5 separate regions of the Homo sapiens genome follow, and regions 2, 3, 4 and 5 are each linked to region 1. The links are chromatin contacts, found by Hi-C or POLR2A ChIA-PET in ENCODE. All regions are on one chromosome and are shown on one strand. The core of a region is the stretch at or near the end of the contact, and the rest is flanking DNA. Distances in the headings are between cores, read along the strand shown.

Region 1 (4,030 bases), core at 688-3,187:
GAAAATTCTAACTATAAGCCACTCCGATAAGTTAAAGCAAAAACATACTTTGCTTTCTAGATATTATTATCTTAGTTTCATATGACATATTGTTTACCACCATAACCCTTTTGTTAACTTTCTCTTATCAAGAAAGTTTAAAGTATAAGAAAAATCCACCAAGAAAGAACATATCAAAATATGAATAAAGGACAATATTTCAACAGTTAATATAGAGATTTAAAAACTTTCTATTTATTCTCTAAATTCTCTCTAAATTTAAAAAGCAGAATACAATATTGTTTCCCAGCAATGTTCACGACCATGTAAAAACAAAAAATGCCCATGCCCAAGGACTAAAACAGAAAAAGAGCAGTATCATTTACTGGGTGGGCAGACCATAGAAACAATTTTCTTTCCTTTTTTTTTTTTTTTTTTTTTTTTTTTTTTTTGACACAGAGTTTCACTCTTGTGGCCCAGACTGGAGTGCAGTGGCGCAATCTCGGCTCACTGCAACCTCTGCCTTCTGGGTTCAAGAGATTCTCCTGCCTTAGTCTCCTGAGTAGCTGAGATTACAGGCGCATGCCACCACGCCTGGCTAATTTTTGTATTTTTAGTAGAGACAAAGTTTCGCCAAGCTGGTCTTGAACTCCTGATCTCCGGTGATCCACCCACCTTAGCCTCCCAAAGTGCTGGGATAAGGCGTGAGCCACCTCATCCAGCCCTTTTCTCTCCATTTGACATTAACGCAGTTATAATAATATTTATGCAGTTAGTAAAATAATTCTTTAAATCACAAAGAGAAATCCTAAATTAATTGTTAACTAATTTCTGTATTTACCAAAGAATTTCTGTGAAATAAATCCAAGTAAAAATTTTAAAAAGAAAGAAAGGCCATAAACCCAAATTGCACTTGATTCAGCTCACCATTCAACTATGAGATCTTTGCAAACTGGGCCCTCATCTACATAGCATCTGGTAAACAAATGCTGTTGAGTGAAAACGCAGTTAATCATGTGTGTTTCAAAGAACTTTCTAAAAGAACCAAAGAGAGAATACCTTATGATTTTAACACAACCCCTGGGATACTGTTAGAAATTCAGAATCTCAGGCCCCACCCAGAACTGCTAAATCAGAACATGAATTTTTTTTCTTTCCTCCTCCTCCCCTAGAACCTATATTTTTTTTTTTTTTTTTTTTTTTTTTGGAGATGGAGTTTTGCTCTTGTTACCCAGGCTGCAGTGCAATGGAGCAATCTTGGCTCACTGCAACCTCCACCTCCCGGGTTCAAGTGATTCTCCTGTCTCAGCCTCCTGAGTAGCTGGGATTACAGGCGCATGCCACCATGCCTGGCTAATTTTTGTATTTTTAGTAGAGATGGGGTTTCATCATATTGGTCAGGCTGGTCTCGAACTCCTGACCTCAGGTGATCCTTCTGCCTCAGCCTCCCAAAGTGCTGGAATTACAGGCGTGAGCCAACGCGCCCAGCCAAACCTGTATATATATATATTTTTTTTTTGAGTCTTGCTCTGTCGCCCAGGCTGGAGTGCAGTGGCGCCAACTCGGCTCACTGCAACCTCCGCCTCCCAGGTTCAAGCAGTTCTCCTGCCTCAGCCCCCCTAGTAGCTGGGATTACAGGCATGCGCCACCAAGCCCAGCTAATTTTTTTGTATTTTTAGTAGAGACGGGGTTTCACCATTTTGGCCAGGCTGGTCGCGAACTCCTGACCTTGTGATCTGCCCGCCTCAGCCTCCCAAGGTGCTGGGATTACAGGCATGAGCCACCGCACCCGGCCAAATCTGTATTTTTAACAGGACCCTCAGTTGCTTTGTATACATATTACAGATACCAGAATAAGTGAAGACCTTGTGTCAGAACGCTGTAATACATTTCGAATGGCCAAGAGGAAATTCTGCAGTTGAGCACTGTGCCTCTGAGGTCCTGTCTTGCTCTTTAGCGGATATAGCATACACAGGAAGTGCATTGGTTAGGTAAAGTCAATTTCCTCTTCAGAAAGAATTCAAAAGCTCCTTCAGCTGTTGCAGAGCCTACGTTTTGTTTTTGTTTCAGAACCTCAGAAAAAAGGAAGTAAGTGAACACAAAACAGACAGAGGGCTAAAAAAATGAGACTCAATTTCCAAATTCACCTCCTGTACTCTCATTGTAAATTTGGTCCCTTTTGCTCATAGAATCCCAACCACTGCCATTTGAAACTTGATACCACCATGGGATCATTTTCTTTTCCTTGAAATATTTCATGATTTAAAGCCTAGTCACCTTTAATCCAATCATGTAACTAATCAAGTTCATTTGCTTGACTTTATGAAACTAATTTAAAAATGCAGCTCCACTGCTGAGTGAATTTCTTCATATTTGATGTGGTACCAATGGTTCCATGCGTTCACTGTTAACTCAATAAATCTTCACAATGCACTTTCAGAAAGTGAGGACCAAAGAAGAGAAAGAAGACAACTTACCCAAGGCTTCGCAGTGCCAGAAACAGTCTAACTCCAAAGACTATGCTCTTTCATTACACCATGCTGTTTTGTACTTACAGGACACTTTTTTTTTGAGACAGGTTCTCACTTGGTCGTCCAGGCTGGAGAGCAGTGGTACAATCACAACTCACTGCGGCCTCGAACTCCTGGGCTCAGGTGATTCTCCCACCTTAGCCTCCCAGGTAGCTGGGACCACAGGCATGTGTCACTACACCCAGCTATATTTTGTATTTTTTGTCGAGACGGATTTTCATCATGTGGCCCAGGCTGGTCTCGAACTCCTGGACTCAAGCAATCCTCCTGCCTCGGCCTCTCAAAGTGCTGAGATTACAAGTGTGAGCCACCGCGCTCGGCCATAGAACACTATTTTAAAAGAGCTCCCAGATAAATCTGTAAATTATGTATTGGCTAAAGACACTTCTTGGTATAACACGTAGTATTTCCTGTCCCTGTGTAAAGAATTGTGTGGTGGACAACCAATCAGCTTCAAATGCTACCTAGTCATTCAAGGCAAAAACAACTGTGGTGATTTGTAACAAAATAGATTTAAGAATACAAATGACAGACAAGATTTCAAACAGGAAACTGTAATATACATTGTTTATGTTGATCAATAATATTTTGAAATAATCTGCCACTAAAACCTTTAATGTAACAGACCATTAAAACTTACAAAGTTTTGGCCTGAGCACATTGGCTCATGCCTGTAATCCCAGCACTTTGGGAGGCCCAGGCAGGTGGATCACAAGATCAGGTGGTCAGGAGTTCGAGACCAGCCTGGCCAACATGGTGAAACCCCGTCTCTACTAAAAATGCAAAAATTACCCAAGCGTAGTGGTGCACGCCTGTAGTCCCAGCTACTGGGCTGAGGCAGGAGAATCACTTGAACCCGGGAAGCGGAGGTTGCAGTGAGCTAAGATAGTGCCATCGCACTCCAGCCTGGGCAATAGAGCAAGACTCCACCTCAAAAAAAAATAATAAATAAATAATAAAAAACAAAACTTACAAAGTTTCCACTACAGCTGAATATAACCCCAAAGCAACTGTTTTAAAATTTTAACATGATTAAGAGCTCACAAAATGCCAAAAATTCATCAAGTTTGTATTTCAATACTAAGCCACCCAAAAGCTTAGGGAGTATTTCCTTCACAACCCTCCAAAACAACAGTGACTGATATATTTTCCTCCAGAGTTTAGTTACTAAAAAGACATATGTAGAGGCCAGGTGCGGTGGCTCATGCCTATAATCCCGGCACTTTTGAAGGACGGATCACTTGTGTCCAGGAGTTCAAGACCAGCCTGGGCAACATGGCAAAACTCTGTCTCTAGTAAAAAATACAAAAAATCAGCTGTGTGTGGTGGCATGGCTTGTAGTCCCAGCTGCTTGGGAGGCTAAAGTGACAGGAACACTTGAGCCTGAGAGGTTGAGGCTTCAGTGGGTGGTTTTTGCACCACTGCCCTCCAGCCTGGGTGACAAAGTGAGACCCTGCCTCAAAAATAACCAAACAAACAAAAAAGAAAACCACATATATAAAACACAAAACTATTTGCTA
Region 2 (4,030 bases), core at 1,049-3,548, 500 kb after region 1:
AAAACTAATTAAGTTTCCAGCCAGGGAGAGCAACAATGTGGGCACAGGAAAATAAGGCACATATGAAAGTTTGGCAGATAGGGCTTTTTCTGGGATGTGGTAGATGCTAAAACTTGGAGAGTTAAGTTTCAGTTCTACTTCTCCCATCTAACTACCTGTCTAACCATGAGAACTAGTTGCTTAACCTTTCCTGTTCTCAATTGCCTTTCCTCTAAAGTGAAGAGTTCTACTGAGACAATTTGCAACTTTTGGTATAATATACTTGTTTTGCACATCATCAAACACAATGGCAACTATTTGGTTATCTCTTAACATTAGGGAATAGAAAATCTTAGGGTGTTAGATATTGGTATACATGATTAGAAACTATAGTTCTTCTGACTCATAAGCCTATATTTAGAGAGATTTGATGTTCTGTTGGAAGGTGCAATAAAGGTTTTACAAATTACCTTTTCAGCATATCTAAACAGCATATCATTGCTTACTCCTCTACCACTTGGTACACAGTGATGATAAATGGCCCTGTTTTAGTAGAAGAAAAGATATGTGATTTTTTTCCCTATACGAATAATTCAAGCCTGAATTTTAAAACAGTTCTCCTTTGAACTCTCCTGCACACTGCTGAATTAATCTTAAAAGTGTGCATGATCAGGTTACTACTGCCTTGCTTGAGGGTTTAATTTCTGTTAAGATAAAACTTCCTTTTTCTTTTTTTTTTTGGAGACAGAGTCGTTCTGTCACCCAGGCTGGAGTGCAGTGGCATGATCTTGTCTCGCTGCAACCTCTACATCCTGGGTTCAAGCGATTCTTGTGCCTCATCCTCCCGAGTAGCTGGGACTACAGTAGGCATACACTACCACACCTGGCTAATTTTTGTATTTTTAGTAGAGACAGGGTTTCACCATGTTGTCCAGACCGGTCTCGAACTCCTGACCTCAAGTGATCTGTCCGCCTCAGCCTCCCAAAATGCTGGGATTACAGGCATGAGCCACCACGCCTGGCCTGTTAAGATAAAACTTCTAAATTGAGTTTTCTTCCTTCTGGCTTGAGTTAACCAGTCCAGATTCACGTATCATGACTGAAACTTCTTATCCAGCCAAATGCATCCCTTTCCCACCTTGCATACTTTCTAAACACACGATTTTTCCCTGCTAAACAGACACTTCTATGCTGTTTTTTACCCTTCTCAAGGGTGTTCTTTTTTTTTTATTTTTCTTCCAGACCTAGCCTCTTCCCCTTTCTGGCTGCATATCTGAATCTGTCCTCATCTTTCAGACCTCAGTTTAAATTCCCCTTCTTAACCCAAGTTCTCTGTGACTGACTACAGCCCAAACAGATCAGTCATTTACTGAATTCCCCCTAGCTCTCATTTATTGTTTTTATGGTTCCTTACATAATTCATGTATGTATCTCACTCACACTTCTATTCTCTTAAGTAATTGTGTTTACTTTTCACATTTTCCTATACCTACTTCCTTGAACAAGATTATAAAGAACCTTGAAGAAGGCAGAAAGGAGAAAGAAAAATACTTATCTAGAGCATATTATGTGTTGTACTATCCCAGTTTTGCATACTTTATTTCACAGAACCTTCAAATGACTTTATAAGGAAGGTAAAGGGATCCCTTATTTACAGATAAAGAGACAGTGTCAAATGAGTTAAGCAGTTTGCCTGATGTTATACCACTCGAAGTGACAGATTGGGAGTTTGTACCCAGGGCCACCTGATTCCAAAGCATACATTCTTTCTGCTACCCTTTATTGCCTCATGTTTTTATATTTTGATTTCTTTGTAGTTAATGCCTTATATATTAGGAGCACAGTAAACATTTAACCTGTATTGGGCTTCTTGATTCCTTTCCATTTTAGTTTTTGCTTTTTACTAGTACTTCTACCAGAAAATAAGCAGAGGCAGTGAAATCTGAGTTAATAAATTCTGCTTTTTATCCATTTTGCAAAAGATTTAAAAGGGAAAATTTGAACACTTTTGGCATAGATATAGGGATTTGAATAATCTCTGGATGGTCATCATCCATGCAGTTCCTACCCATTATTCTTATAGATTACAAAAAAAGGCGGGGGGACTTCTTTAGAAAATGTTATTCTCTTCAGAACTTCATTTTAAAAATCTGTTTTAATGCTATGCAAAGCATCAGAAAATATAAGCCATGAATTGTCTTTAGCCAAAAATGTTTCCTCTTTTGTGACTTTGCTTAAAATAAGGAAACCATACGGTTCCTCTTTTCAGTTAGCTGAAAAAGGCATTAGAGAAGGACAGGGCCCAAACAGGAACATAATTTTAAACCCAGGTTAGTTTGTAAGATCAATTTTGATAGGCTCCTATCCTCTACTGTCAGTAGTAAGCTGGTGGAACCCTCCATGTATGAGATTTTCACTTGTCAGTTAACGGTTATGGCAATATTAAAACCAAATTCCATTTTTTGCCTATCCTAACACTTTCTACCACTCTTCAGTTAGCTTTTTATCCTCCTAGGATCTGCCACATCAGAGTACTAGAAACTGTATTAGAATTCTATGATGGCAATTCAGTGTAGTCCAGAGAAGGAGAAGAAAGATTTAAAAGAGGAATAAATAGGGAATATGGTAGTGGAAAAAACTGACTTTTTTCCCAGCGGTAATGAGGCCAGCGTTACTACCAGTGTGGAAGGTTATTTAGCATACACATTTTAAAATATGTAAGTGGTGTGTACCTGAAGTACCAACATTGTTTCTGTAGGTAAAGAACAATATTGGGCAGGGGAATAAAAAGGAGATTTAGAATAATATAAAAGGCAATGCAAAGAAATACAAAATAACACAAAAGAGAAAAAACAAAAACTCTAGGAAGCAGCGAACAGAAAAGAGGAAGGTCAATTGACTAGAGAAGATACAGAAAAGAAGAAAAGTTAATAAACAGGTGAAAAAAAAAGCAGTGGTTATATAATTAGCAAGAAGGCAGTGTAGATGATTGAAGTAGGCAAAATGAAGTTGGGGGTGGGGGGAGATGATTGAAGTAGATGAAAGAAGCAACGGCAAAATGCTGCTCTGTTGTGGCTGGCCTGTGTTTGTGAGTGCAGGGAGACAGTAAAGAGGAGCTTGCTTTCTAAAATGGAGGACCAGAAGGAACCATCCTTTCAAATTCATTTACCTTTCATTTCAGGCTCTCCTGTCTGCTGTGAGTATCCTTACCATCCTCTCCCTTTTTTTTTCCCTGACACTATCCAGAAGCATACCTAGCAATTATTCCAAAGAACCCATGTACCCGTGTACGTTTTATATAGAGTTTTCCAGAAATCCCTTAGTCTGCTGCTCAAGCAAATTTGTCAGCCCTCATATGCCGGTTTTTACTCATTATTATAGGCTGGCACTTTGAGGTTTAAATCTGTGATTTTGGTTCTTTTTCTTTGCTGAATATTTAGAATATTTTAAAAAGAAAAACATAAATTTAAACATTTTAAAGACAGTTACAGTGAAGCAGGAGTCCCCGTGTATAAGACATGTTCTTTTTTTTTTTTTTTTTCCGTTTGGAGACAGGGTCTCACTCTGTCACCCGGGTTGCAGTGCAGTGGTGCAATCTCAGCTCACTGCAGCCTCTGCCTCCTGGGCTCAAGCGATCCTCCTCACACCTCAGCTTCCCTAAAGAAGTTAGAAACTGCAGGTGCACTACACCACGCCCAACTAATTTTTGTATTTTTTGTAGACATGGGGTTTCACCATGTCACCCAGACTTGCCTTGAACTCCTGGACTCAAGTGACCCACCCACCTTGGCCTCCCAAAGTGCTGGAATTATAGGCATGAGCCACCGAGCCCGGCCATAGACATGTTCTTATAAATATAATGCATAAGTACTTAAAGGGTCCAGCATTTAAAATTGATGCTGTTAAGTTGGATATGTTAGGAAGTATGCCATTATCTTTTAAAGAGAATCAAGATTTGGAGAGCATATCCTAGACAAAAGACAAGTATAGATAGCTGTATCAATTACTTTGATATAATAAAAGTTGTGATGCAAATATAATAGATTAAAAT
Region 3 (4,030 bases), core at 1,031-3,530, 430 kb before region 1:
TATAACCATAAGCAACTGTGTACCTGCTAAGGAAGAAGGCTGCAGACCTGAAAGAGGCCCACGGAAGGCCTGGGGATTTCTGAGAGGACACCGGCTCAAGTTACATTCCCATATTATTTCACCACCCTCATGCTTGTTTATTTACATTTCAGGCTGCCTCTCTAGGCGAGGCTGCAGGAGTGAAGGGGCTGGAAGAGGTTTCAAAGGAGAGTGAACGTGGTAGAAAAGGAAATATTTGATTAGAAGTTAACATGTCCTCTGGGGCTTCTTTGACTTGGATTACTGTAAAAGTGCATGGTGTAATAGTTGAGCACTCCCGGGAGGTGGTGGGCGGTCTCTCTGTACAGAGTTGTGGCTTTGTTTCTGATGAGTTGCAGCTGCTGTGCATAATGTAGACTAGATCAAATGGGGCATGGAGAAGAGCCATTCACAGGACCGGAGTGACGGTGCTCGCTCTGATGGCAGAATACTAAATTAATCATCTTCACCTAAACCTGTGCTTTCTCCTGGCCTGTACCTCAGTGAATACCTGCAAGTTGCTTAGGCTGTAACTTGAAGTCAGCCTACAATCCTCTTTGTCTCCAGATCCTGTCCACTTTCCTTTCCGAAGGTCTTTCAGATCCATTTCCTTCTTTCCACCTCCACTGGCACTGCCCTCATTCAGAGTCTCATCATGTCTTCCTGGATTGCAGCTTCCTTCCAGGTCTCTCAGCCTCAAGTCTTAGGCCTCCCATTCAATTTTCCGTGTTACTGTCAGAGGAATTTTTCTAAACTAGCTTAAAACCCGTCTGTGGTTCTCCATGGCCTTCCAGATCAAATGTGCTCCCTGAAGACTGGCCTGTGAGCCCCTTCACACCAGTAATCCTGACCCTGCATGCAATTCCCAGAACACAAGGCATTTGTTCTCAAATCCTGCGGCTTTCTTTGCTTGCTTCTCCTCCTGCCTGGGATCCTTCCCATCCTCCATGGTTTCTCTCCTCCTTTCCTCCTCCTCAAGTTCAGATATTTCCCTCACCTGTACCCCCTCTGTTGTAGCATTTATCACAAACTACACTGAATCTCTTGACTGGGCAGAAGAATGAATTGTTTCCCAGCATCTAGCTTTGACATAAAAGTTGCTCAATAAATACTTGACGAATGAATGAACTCTATTAAAGTAGGGTTCAGTCATAGTTCAGGGAAGGGGCCCTGAAATAGCTGGCTCTGAAAGAAGGTAATGCCGGTTATTGCGATTATGTTGTTAGATGGGTAGAATTTCGCATTCGATTAAGGGATAGTTTTGGGTTTCTTCAAGCTAAAGAAACTAAAGCCTATAAAAGGTGATTTAAAAGACCTCTTCTCTAGACTTGATGAAACGCTGTAATTGCCATCTTTGGCTGACACTGAGGAGTTCAGGAATGCCAAGCAAGTGTTTCCAGAAATGTCAAACCTGCTGTTTTAAAATATGTCATTCCAGGGCACAGTTAAATATACAACTTGCTCCGATGAGGTGGGAGAAGTGGGCCGGTGAGCTGTGAAATGAAATCTGCCTAATGAGGGTCGAGGCCAGCACACACAGGGACCTATTTGCAGTAAAACAACGTGGGGTGACGCCTAAGAAATAGACAACATTAACACAAAGGGAGCCTACTACGTAGCACATTTCCGCTAGGCATAAAAGAGACACCTTTCCAGAAAGCAACTCTAAAAATGAATGCACCGCCTAGTGAGGTGCGAGCCTTCCTCCCCACGAGGCGTCCCGTGCAACCGCACGCGGACAGCGGGGCTCCAGCGGAGGCGGGGTGGATGCGGAGACAAGGCGCCTAGGAGACTGGGCTAAGGCTTTGAGTGTCCGAACGAAGATTCTTTCGAACCTATTGATTTTTTCTAGTCTTATGATTCTTTCGAACCTTTTGATTCTTTCCATTCTCGGTTCTAAGCATTAAAGCGCAGCTGAGAAAGGCAGCAACAAAGATGGGAAGAGAACTAGCAGGAGTTCTCAGAGAAAAATGGGTGATAATTTAGGGGAGAAGCCATAAAGAAGAGACTAAGCGAGAAGCGGAGCACACGCAGAAGACGAAACAAGGAGGAGGAGAAGAGAAGAAGAACCTTGGCGAAGGAAGAGAGTGACCAAACTCGTCCCGGACGGGAGGAGGGCAGGCCCGCCCAGAGGGAATCGGCTGCTTTAAGGGAAGCCCCGCCCCCTGGTGGTGACGCTCCACCAGGCCCGTCCGCGATTGGCTGCGGCCAGAGGGCGGGATGGGGTTGCTAGGCGAGGAGGGGATCCGGCGGGCCCCCGCCGCCCGGAGCGCTGAGCCGCGGGAGCGGAGCCGGGGTTAGCGGCGCTGCTGGAAGATGGCGAGCGGCCGGGACGAGCGGCCGCCTTGGCGGCTAGGGCGGCTCCTGTTGCTCATGTGCCTGCTGCTGCTGGGGAGCTCGGCCCGGGCGGCTCACATCAAGAAGGCGGAGGCGACTACCACAACTACGAGCGCGGGCGCCGAGGCGGCCGAGGGCCAGTTCGACCGCTACTACCACGAAGAGGAGTTGGAGTCGGCGCTGAGGGAGGCGGCGGCCGCGGGCCTCCCCGGCCTGGCCCGCCTCTTTAGCATCGGCCGCTCGGTGGAAGGCCGGCCGCTGTGGGTGCTTCGCCTCACCGCCGGCCTGGGGTCGCTAATCCCTGAGGGCGACGCGGGGCCTGACGCTGCCGGGCCCGACGCTGCGGGGCCGCTGCTGCCCGGCCGGCCCCAGGTGAAGCTGGTGGGCAACATGCATGGCGACGAGACCGTGTCGCGCCAGGTGTTGATCTACTTGGCCCGCGAGCTGGCGGCCGGCTACCGCCGCGGGGACCCGCGCCTGGTCCGCCTGCTCAACACCACCGACGTGTACCTGCTGCCCAGCCTCAACCCCGATGGCTTCGAGCGTGCCCGCGAGGGCGACTGTGGCTTCGGCGACGGCGGCCCGTCCGGGGCCAGCGGCCGCGACAATAGTCGCGGCCGCGACCTCAACCGAAGCTTTCCCGACCAGTTTAGCACCGGCGAACCCCCCGCCCTGGACGAGGTGCCCGAGGTGCGCGCCCTCATCGAGTGGATCCGCAGGAACAAGTGAGTGTTGCCTGCCCCCTCCCCGTCCGTGTGAGCCTCCAAGGGCCGAGGCTGGTTCCGGCACCCAGTAGGCGCTCAGACAATGCTGGCATAAGGGGTGGCGGTGGTGAAGGTGAAGGGAGACACCCTGTAACGGGGACAGGGCCCAGGCCGCGTAGCCTCCCGTCCTGCTAATCATCAAAGAATTGCCTCCTAGAGGCTGTCATTTGTTCAAGGGATGGCTGGAGGGGACACTCCTTTCTGACATTTCTGGTCCCTATTCTTACAGGGGCATAGAATATGAGCGAGAAGAGATCTTAAGGATAACCTAGGTCAGCTCACACATTTTATAGATAAGCTGTCAATGTTGTTATCTTATATCAAAAGTGCCTAATGTTATAGGCGCTGTGCTAATTTTTTCTGTGACTGCAGTATCTCACTTTATTTTGGCCACAACCTGATGTCATAGACACCATCAGTTTTGCATACGGGGAAATTGAGGGTCAGATTGGTTAACTGATTTACATAGGAGTGTGGCTGGGACTTAGAATTAGGCAATCTGATTCCCGATAGTCCTCTTAGCCACGGAGGGACACTGGAGCCCAAAAATGGCAGATGATATTCCCAGGATCTTCCCCTTGCCTATTTGACAGAAGCTGATTTTTCTCCAATTTTTACCTCTGACTCAGCTTAAGAAGATATGGACTTAGCTGGAGAACTTGCACAGATCTGTGAGCCGCTTCATTTTAGACTCTGAAGGGTTTGTGATGTCATTTGTGCACCTTATTAGCCTGGGCAGAATGGCTAATGGTCACACTTCTAATACACACTTTAAGTGTTATTAAGCATTGCATGAGGTTTAAAAAATTACAAAGTAGAAGAAGGAGGACCTCAAGAAATTAGTATAAAACAAGAGAATGTTATAAATATTTATGAGGTATGTTGGTGTACCCAGTTAAACTTTACAGGAA
Region 4 (4,030 bases), core at 806-3,305, 330 kb before region 1:
ACTTCTCGTCCATTGCACAGCAGCAATGAGGCTCCCTGCCATGGTGGCAGTGGGGACCACATGCGGAGCAGTAACAAGGCACCCCCTCCCTGGGGAATCAGTGAAGGCCAAGGGAGAGCCTGAACTTCCACTGCCACCTGGAAGTAGCAAGCATTTCCCTATGTCCCCCAGCAGCATAGTGTCAGAGGAAGTCTGCTTAAACAGAAGACATAAATAAGATCAGAATCTCATAACAAATACCTGAAACATCAGGATACAATTTATAAAAATTGTCATTCCAATAGCCCAGAGAACTTCGACTTGAGTGAAAAAAAGACAACAGACCCCAACATCAAGATGACACAGATGTTGGAATTATCTGATGAGGACTTTAAAGCAGCTCTAATAAAAATACTTTAGTGAGCAATTACAAACAAACTTAGAACAAATGATAAAACGAGTCTCAGCAAAGAAACAGAAGATATAATGAGGAACTGAACAGAAGTTTTAGATACGAAAAATGCAATAATTGACATGAACTCAACGAATAGGCTCAACAGCAGAATGGAGGGAACAGAGGAAAGACATACTTTCTGTCAGCAAATCTGAAGACAGAATAGTAGATAGTACCAAATCCGAATGATGGAAAATAGACTGAAAAAAAATTAGCATAACTTCAGAGCTATGTGGGACATTAACACAAGATCTAGCATTCACGTCATCAGACTCCCAGAAAAAGAAGAGAAACAGTATGAGACAGAAAAAGTATTGGAAGAAACAATGGTTGAGAATCCCCCAAATTTGGCAGAAGACATAAATGTCAGAATCAAGAAGCTGAGGATATCCCAAACAGGATAAATCCAAAGAAATCTACACCAAGGCACATCATAACTTCTGAAAACTAAAGAACAGTTCTTGAAAGCAGTGAGAGAGAAAATGTATTTTAGCTACAGTGGAAAAACAATTCCAATTTTAGTCAATTTCTTATCTGAAACTATGGAGGCCAGAAGGAATTGGCACATTTTTCAAGTGCTGAAGAAAGAAATTGTCAACTTCAGATTGTATATCTGGCAACAATATCCGATCCCCCAAGAATGAAGGGAAATCAAGACATTCTCAGATGAAGAAAAACTAATAGAATTTGTCACCAGCTGATCTACTCTTTAAAAAAAAAATGGCTGAGGGAAATTCTTGAAACAGAAAGGAAACGATTAGAAAAAGGAATCTTGGGACACTAGGAACGAAGAAGAGTAAAATATGCATAAATCAAGTAAGCTTTCCTCTTCTCTTGAATTCTCTAACTTATGCCTGACCCTTGAAGCAAATATTGTAACACTGATGTGGTTCTCCTCAATGAATGCAGAGGAAATACTTAAAAACAACTATATTATAAATGAGTGGGGGAAAGAACTTTACAGGAATTAAGGTTTCTACACTTCACTAGAATTAAGTCAGCACCGGTAGACTGTGATAATTTATGTATCTATAAAGTGTGGGTTTGGACAGCAGATTTTATCAGGTTGAGGGCTCAGGCCGAGAGCATGTAGAAGCAGTTAGCTCACTCTTTCTAGATGTGGCGGCTGACAAGGACAAAGAGGGCTGGGACTAGAACTGCTGTAGACAAGGAAAGCAGCCAGTGGAGAAGAGCGCATACGCCAAAGAACGTGGATGATGGAGCACAGGCGGGGAGGTAGGATGAAGGAAATGGCTCTGGGAAGAAAGGGTCTCTATGTCTGAGAAAGGAAGAAATTGGCTGAAGATACAAATTAGAGACAAGGTGAGGGAAATTGAGGGAGTTGCCTGAGGATGATTCTCCTCCCAGTCAAGTAGGCACCTGCTGAGAGAAAGGATAAGCCGAGATGAGGGAGATGATGATGGTTTGGGGCGCAGAAAGCGGGAATGAAAGACAGGAGCTAAAGCCGAAGTTTTTTCTCTCTCGCTACTTAAAAGCTGTAAGATAACGAATTGATCAGCAGGTGGCAGTGTCCGCGGAGGCTCGCATCCCGTCGGCCCTGGCTCTCAAGGCGGAAACACGCACCATGGTGACTTTCCGGCCTGCATCGCCTCTGCTCCCCTATCCCGGCTGACGTTGGACGACAAAGATGGCGGCAGGGACCAGCAGTTACTGGGAAGGTGAGGGCGAGAAGGCCTCCGGGTGCGTCCTACGAGGGTGAGAGGGGCTGAGTGAGGACAGATCTTGGGAGAAGCAGCACAGGAAAGAACCAGACTCCCGGAGCGGCCGAGCTGAGCAGCGGGGCTTGCCTAAGTGGGATCCCCGGGGCCTTGGGGATACCGAACGGTCTGGGGTAGGGGTCTGGCCTGGCCGGGGCGTGTGAGCGGGACGTGGGGCAGGGGTTGGGCAGAGTGGACAGAGCGGGGATGTAGAGGAAGAGGGCTCTCAATCGCCTGGGTAGAATTGTGTTGAGGGAGTAATGGAACTCGGACGAAGGGGCTTGGGGTACGAACTCTGAGAGGAAACGAATGTTGAGGGAGAAGATCCAGAGCCCCGGAGACTGGAGGAGTCAGCGCATTGGAGCTGAGGTCACTATTGGAAAACTGAGTGGGAAAAGAGAAGGAGGAACTTGCATTCCGGTCCGTCGGAGGAAGTATGAAGAGAATAGGAGACAGAATGTCTCTTATTGGGTCTCCATGACAACTACAGGTTGGGGACTTCCAGGACTGGGTGTTTGAAGGAGGAGAAAATAACTTACCCTTCTGCTCTAGAGTCTAGAATCGGTTTTATTGAAAAAGTTGAGAGAACCTGTGTGAATTGCAGTTACATTTGCTATACTTCTCCCACCAAAAAAACCTTCCTGTGATTTGACAAATGCATTTGTTTAATTCCTGAAACTATAGTCGGATAAAGTGAGCTTACATAAAACTCATTCGTGGATTATGATGATCAACAAGAGCAGAGAAAGCTCACCTTTTTCTCCCAACTGTCTCTTTGCTTTACAGCCGCATAGAAACTACTTTCCAAATTCCTTTGACCTGTTTTTATTGCTATACACTGAAGCCTCTAGAAACCACAGTATTGTCACTATCAGCCCCTTGGTCTAAGAAACTCAATTCTAAATTTATCCAGATTTGCCTATCATACTTTCAAAATGCTTTTACTTATGTTTCCTACTAGAGAAGACAATTATTCCAATCACAGAAAAGCGTGCTTATAGTTTAAAACATGTATTACAATGCCCATTTGAAATGTGTGTACCAGCTAGAAAACTTTTTTTTTTTTTTTTTTGGAGACTCGCTATGTCGCCCAGGCTGGAGTGCGGTGGCGCTATCGATCTCGGCTCACTGCAGCCTCCGCCTCCTGCGTTCAAGCGATTCTCCTGTCTCAGCCTCCTTAGTAGCTGGGACTACAGATGCATGCCACCACGCCTGGCTAATTTTTGTATTTTTAGTAGAGACGGGGTTTCACCATGTTGGCCAGGATGTTCTTGATCTCCTGACCTCGTGATCCGCCCGCCTCTGCCTCCCAAAGTGCTGGGATTACAGGTGTGACCCACCGCGCCTGGCCGCTAGAAAACATTTTAAAATTATGTAGAAGAGGCTACTGATATCTTTATTACTAGTCATTAGCCTGTGGTTTTTTGAAGCAGCATGCTATAATATTACAGCGGCTCATTACTGACAACCTACTCTGTGCCAGCTGCTGTAAGCATATGATTACCAATACATAAGCAAACCCTGAAGGTAGGGGTTTAAAAAACAAGAAGCTGAAGTTCATAGGTTAAGTAGATTGTTGATAAATCATAGAGTCAGTAAGTGGCTGTGCCGAGATTCGAACTGGCATTTGGTCTCTGGGCAAATATGCTCCACTATGTTAACTACGCTTTCTATTTCTGGTTGAAAAGCATATTGAAATAATGTTTTGTATTCTTTTTGAAAGAGAGATTCTTATACCATTACCTCTGGTACTTCTGCCCTTTTATTTTAACCTTCACTTCACCATGAATGAGAATACTCGTATCTGTGTGTGGGTGTCCAGACTGTGGCTTCTGTCACGCAACCCTTAGATGCCAGACTGCTAAACCAATTTCTCTAC
Region 5 (4,030 bases), core at 517-3,016, 290 kb after region 1:
TGTGTGGTAGCTCACCCCTGTCATCCCAGCACTTTGGGAGGCCAAGGCAGGGGGATCACTTGAGGCCAGGAGTTCCAGACCAGCCTGGGCAACATAGCAAGACTGTGTCTCTACCAAAAAAAAAAAAAAAAAAAAAATTAGCCAAAGCAGGGTGACACTCACCTGTAGTCCCAGCTATTCAGGAGCTTGAGGTGGGAGGATCACTTCGGCCCAGGAGTCTGAGGCTGGAGTGAGCTATGATTGAGCCACTGCACTCCACTGCACAGAGTCAGACCTTGTCTCTGAAAAACAAAAACATTTGCCTAGGTAAAATGTATCGAGGAAGACAAATTTTAAAATTACTCATTCCAGGCCAGGTGCGGTGGCTCACACCTGTAATCCCAGTACTTTGGGAGGCTGAGGTGGGCGGATCATGAGGTCAGGAGTTCAAGACCAGCCTGGCCAATATGGTGAAACACCGTCTCTACTAAAAATACAAAAATTAGCCGGCTGTGGTGGCGCATGCCTGTAGTCCCAGCTACTCGGGAGGCTGAGGCAGAAGAATCACTTCAACCGGGAGGCGGAGGTTGCAGTGAGCCGAGATCGCGCCTCTGCACTCCAGCCTGGGTGACAGGGTGAGACTCTGTCTTAAAAAAAAAAAAAAAAAATTAGTCATTCCAAAGTCCAATGTCAGACATAGATTATCCGTTGTTTTGGATGTAATCCTCTTCCTGGAAAACTGGCACAACCCAATTACACATGAAATCCTTTCAACTCTGGTATTGGAGGTATAGGGAAGGACTTTGTTTTAGGAGACCCATAGTCTACCTCTATTGTTCTAGGAGTTAAACCACGTTGGTTTACATCCTGACTTTGCCACCTGTCAACTCAGACCTTGGGCAAATCAAAGGTCTGAGGGAGGAGTGCAGGCTCCCAGCGTTCCCACGGGGGTGGGGACGTGACGTATTCATCAGTTCATGAAGTTAATGATATGTATTGAAAAGGTTTGTTCAAGGATTTAAATAAGACGATGAATATATTGAATTAATAATGAATGCAAGGCCTTAAAGGTGTTTTGAGGGTGGTGAAACTTGAATCTCTCATCAACTGTGCAATAGTTATATTAACTTGGATGGCTATGAGTTTTGCAGAGGAAAGCTGGGCTTAAATCCCAATGCTAGACCTGGTGGCTAGACCTTGATTGCCACCGGGTCTAGCATTGGGATTTAAGCGACCTCTAAAAAAAAAAAATCACGGAATCTCTCTTTGGCCTTCCTTTTTTGTTTCTCAGCAGTCTACCAAGCTACGAAGAACCTGAAAATCGGAGGTCGTGTACCTTATTTTTTCTGAGAGCTTAAGCTGAGAGCACAGCCTCCCCAGGAGATTAGCGGCAGAGATCCGCGCGCTGGGAGAAAGGCTAGCCCCAGGGCGCCCTAACTTCCAACTCCGGGAGCAATCCAAACCCGGAGGCCGGCGGGGGAGGGGACAGCTGTAGGGGGCGGTGGGGATGGGAGTGGATGCTCCCGGGTCAGCTCTGGCACTCGCCAGCTGAGCCCAGCGCCAGTCTAGGTGAGCCCCACGGCGGTGAGGGACGCTCGCCAGACGGCCCAGAGGAGTTAGATGACGTCACCTCCAGGAGGACTCGCTTTTTCATTAATGAAACCGGCCGGCGCGGGCGCATGCGCGGCAGGCCGCCTTCCCTCTCGCTTCCCCCTCCCCTTTCCCAGCCGCGCTCTCAATCTCTAGCTCGCTCGCGCTCCCTCTCCCCGGGCCGTGGAAAGGATCCCACTTCCGGTGGGGTGTCATGGCGGCGTCTCGGACTGTGATGGCTGTGGGGAGACGGCGCTAGTGGGGAGAGCGACCAAGAGGCCCCCTCCCCTCCCCGGGTCCCCTTCCCCTATCCCCCTCCCCCCAGCCTCCTTGCCAACGCCCCCTTTCCCTCTCCCCCTCCCGCTCGGCGCTGACCCCCCATCCCCACCCCCGTGGGAACACTGGGAGCCTGCACTCCACAGACCCTCTCCTTGCCTCTTCCCTCACCTCAGCCTCCGCTCCCCGCCCTCTTCCCGGCCCAGGGCGCCGGCCCACCCTTCCCTCCGCCGCCCCCCGGCCGCGGGGAGGACATGGCCGCGCACAGGCCGGTGGAATGGGTCCAGGCCGTGGTCAGCCGCTTCGACGAGCAGGTAACCGGCCCGTGGCGGGCGGGAGGTGGGAGCGGAGTGGGGGTGGGGACAGAGTAGGTGAGGGGAGGTAGGAGCGGCCGCCTCCCCCGCGGCTGCCTCAGGCTCTGGAGGAAAGGAAGGGAAGGGAAGAGAAGGGAAGGGGGGATAAGTGGGGGTGGCCAAGGCGGGAGGTGAGGGGTAGGAGGGGACAGCTGGGAGCTTGGGCACCCTTTCCCTCCTAAGTCGGGGGGTGGGGCCTTGTCCCTGACCAGCCTCCGACCCTCCATCCCCTTTATCCCAGCCCTTCCGCTTGGAAATGGGGATGAGTGACCTGGGGGCGCCTTTAGGGGCGCGCCATCTGGATTTAATAATTACCCCCTTACTTTTGTTTTTGAGCAGAGGTGGGTAACGTTTAGGGGTTCTCTCTTCCTCTTCCCTCCGTGACCCTCCTAACTGGGGACGAGCGAACCCTAAGGCCTGTCTTATATACCCTCAATAGGAGAACGATAACATTCCGCCCCTCCCCCAGTTTCTTCAGCTTCCTCTCCTGGAGGGGGAAGAGCAGAAGAAAGCAAGGAAGGCACAGGTTTTCTTACTTTCTGCTCCATCGTCTCATCCTGCCCCGAGAGCTTCAAGTGCACACTCACTGCACATCTTTGTGATGCCCTACAACGTCGTCCCCCATATCCTGATGACACAGACTGCCTTTTTTTTTTATTGCCGTTTGCAGTGGAAACCGTGGTTCTGAAATATCTTCCCCTTCCTTGATAATTGCAGTCTCTTCCCCCCCCCCTTTTTTTTTTGCCAGCGGTCTGAGGATGTGATGCATTCTCGAGTGAGAATGTTGGGGAGTAAAGGGGAGAAGGGTGAAAGGAAAGTGAGAAACTGCTTCAGAGCCACCGACAACAGAGCAAAGCCAGCTGGGATGTGGTCCTGGAGCGGATCATTCTGCTAGTGTTTGTGGTTGTTTTTGACTCTCTCCTGGTTGACAAGAGAACTTTCATTGAGAATATTTGGGATGAAAAAAAAGTTTTGTAGCTTGAGGAGGTGACTTTTTATCGCCTGAGTTTCACACAATAAATCCTGGGGCTGATTAGAATAAATGCACACATAGCCTTTTGTCAGTGGAAATTGGTTTAACTTTGTGTTGCTGTAGGTAGTTGGGGATGGTTTAAGGGATGCTTTCTGCAGCTGTGGGTGCAGTGGGCTTCCTGTGATGGGGGAATTGTTTAAGATTGAGTCAACCTATTTTGTTTACTGGATATAATGGTAAAACATTATGGGAGCTGAAGGGGTGGGGGAAGAGCTCTTCTGTTATTTGATGCATAAACATTTCTTTACGGGACTCAGCGTTTCAGACCTACCTGGAAAATATCTTGGAATAGACAGAGGAAGTTGAGAAGAAGCTATGTAGATAAAATAGAGTTATGAAGCTGTCAGAGACTTGAAGGAATTGTTTTATCCATTCGTATGCTTCCAGACCCAAAGGCATCTAAACTAAACTACTAATCCATCTGAAGTATAATGTTACTGCATATAAAAGATTACATTATTGATAGAGCGTTAGATTTAAAACTTGGTAGAAAAGACTCTGTAATTTTAAGAAAGGATTTAAAAGGCACATAGAAGACTTCCAAAGCTGAACCTTGTGGACAGCAGAATCTGGATGTAGGAAATTGAAGGATCCACGCCGCAATTCTCCTTAAATTTTAAAAATTAAAAATTTTTTTCAGTTTTTTCTTAATTTTATTTTTTTACTTCTTACCTGTTCATCTCTAGGCTTATTTGCCATATTGGAAAAAGATACTTAAGAGAGGAATGATTTTGGGCTGGGCGCGGTGGCTCACGCCTGTAATCCCAGCACTTTGGGATGCCAAGGCAGGTGGATCACC

Evidence for each region. Hi-C counts contacts between places; a loop is a spot of excess contacts on that map. ChIA-PET counts read pairs that join two places held with the same protein, here RNA polymerase II (POLR2A). Pooled maps may share reads with other maps.
Region 2: a map of naive thymus-derived CD4-positive, alpha-beta T cell shows a loop between it and region 1 (4-fold over the local background). The contact joins two enhancer-like sites. A Hi-C loop is called at or near these places in 2 of 168 maps with a recorded cell type or tissue (CD8-positive, alpha-beta T cell and naive thymus-derived CD4-positive, alpha-beta T cell) and 7 of 50 pooled maps. POLR2A ChIA-PET finds 5 or more read pairs at or near these places in 6 of 52 experiments (CD4-positive, alpha-beta T cell, GM12878, OCI-LY7 and 3 more).
Region 3: a pooled map shows a loop between it and region 1 (8-fold over the local background). The contact joins the promoter of CPD here to the enhancer-like site in region 1. A Hi-C loop is called at or near these places in 1 of 37 single-sample maps with no recorded cell type and 7 of 50 pooled maps. POLR2A ChIA-PET finds 5 or more read pairs at or near these places in 1 of 52 experiments (B cell).
Region 4: a pooled map shows a loop between it and region 1 (4-fold over the local background). The contact joins the promoter of GOSR1 here to the enhancer-like site in region 1. A Hi-C loop is called at or near these places in 6 of 50 pooled maps. POLR2A ChIA-PET finds 5 or more read pairs at or near these places in 6 of 52 experiments (CD4-positive, alpha-beta T cell, HEK293, Panc1 and 3 more).
Region 5: a pooled map shows a loop between it and region 1 (4-fold over the local background). The contact joins the promoter of NF1 here to the enhancer-like site in region 1. A Hi-C loop is called at or near these places in 2 of 50 pooled maps. POLR2A ChIA-PET finds 5 or more read pairs at or near these places in 4 of 52 experiments (CD4-positive, alpha-beta T cell, H1, HepG2 and 1 more).

The regions. Positions count from the first base shown.
Region 1 is chr17:30,807,119-30,811,148 of GRCh38, forward strand. All of the region lies in intron 1 of CRLF3 (cytokine receptor like factor 3), which reads right to left. Among named protein-coding and RNA genes, the nearest start is that of CRLF3, 16 kb to the right of the region's middle. Within about 2 kb of position 1,938, at least 8 of the 41 ENCODE cell types and tissues checked have a DNase peak (open chromatin) inside an H3K27ac peak, as active enhancers do; they include B cell, CD4-positive, alpha-beta T cell, CD8-positive, alpha-beta T cell and 2 more, where a contact is called at or near this core.
Region 2 is chr17:31,307,438-31,311,467 of GRCh38, forward strand. All of the region lies in intron 36 of NF1 (neurofibromin 1), which reads left to right. The region is part of intron 1 of EVI2B (ecotropic viral integration site 2B); the gene reads right to left. Among named protein-coding and RNA genes, the nearest start is that of EVI2B, 4.6 kb to the right of the region's middle. RefSeq lists an enhancer at 3,765-3,844. Within about 2 kb of position 2,299, at least 7 of the 41 ENCODE cell types and tissues checked have a DNase peak (open chromatin) inside an H3K27ac peak, as active enhancers do; they include CD4-positive, alpha-beta T cell, CD8-positive, alpha-beta T cell, GM12878 and 1 more, where a contact is called at or near this core.
Region 3 is chr17:30,376,647-30,380,676 of GRCh38, forward strand. It overlaps CPD (carboxypeptidase D), which reads left to right and starts at 2,281. Exons shown (of 21, transcript NM_001304.5): 1 at 2,281-3,080. The coding sequence starts at 2,335. RefSeq lists enhancers at 7-296, 547-596, 1,867-2,036, 2,182-3,109 and silencers at 2,087-2,326, 2,627-2,756.
Region 4 is chr17:30,475,353-30,479,382 of GRCh38, forward strand. It overlaps GOSR1 (golgi SNAP receptor complex member 1), which reads left to right and starts at 2,056. Exons shown (of 9, transcript NM_001007025.2): 1 at 2,056-2,112. The coding sequence starts at 2,082. RefSeq lists enhancers at 1,800-1,949, 2,100-2,319.
Region 5 is chr17:31,093,211-31,097,240 of GRCh38, forward strand. NF1 (neurofibromin 1) reads left to right here and starts at 1,767. Exons shown (of 58, transcript NM_001042492.3): 1 at 1,767-2,159. The coding sequence starts at 2,100. It overlaps MIR4733HG (MIR4733 host gene), which reads right to left and starts at 2,280. Exons shown (of 4, transcript NR_186435.1): 1 at 2,017-2,280; 2 at 163-281. MIR4733 (microRNA 4733) reads right to left here and starts at 1,215; the gene lies at 1,140-1,215. RefSeq lists a promoter at 1,347-1,772, cis regulatory regions at 1,380-1,619, 1,846-2,156, an enhancer at 1,760-1,777 and silencers at 2,012-2,081, 2,122-2,171.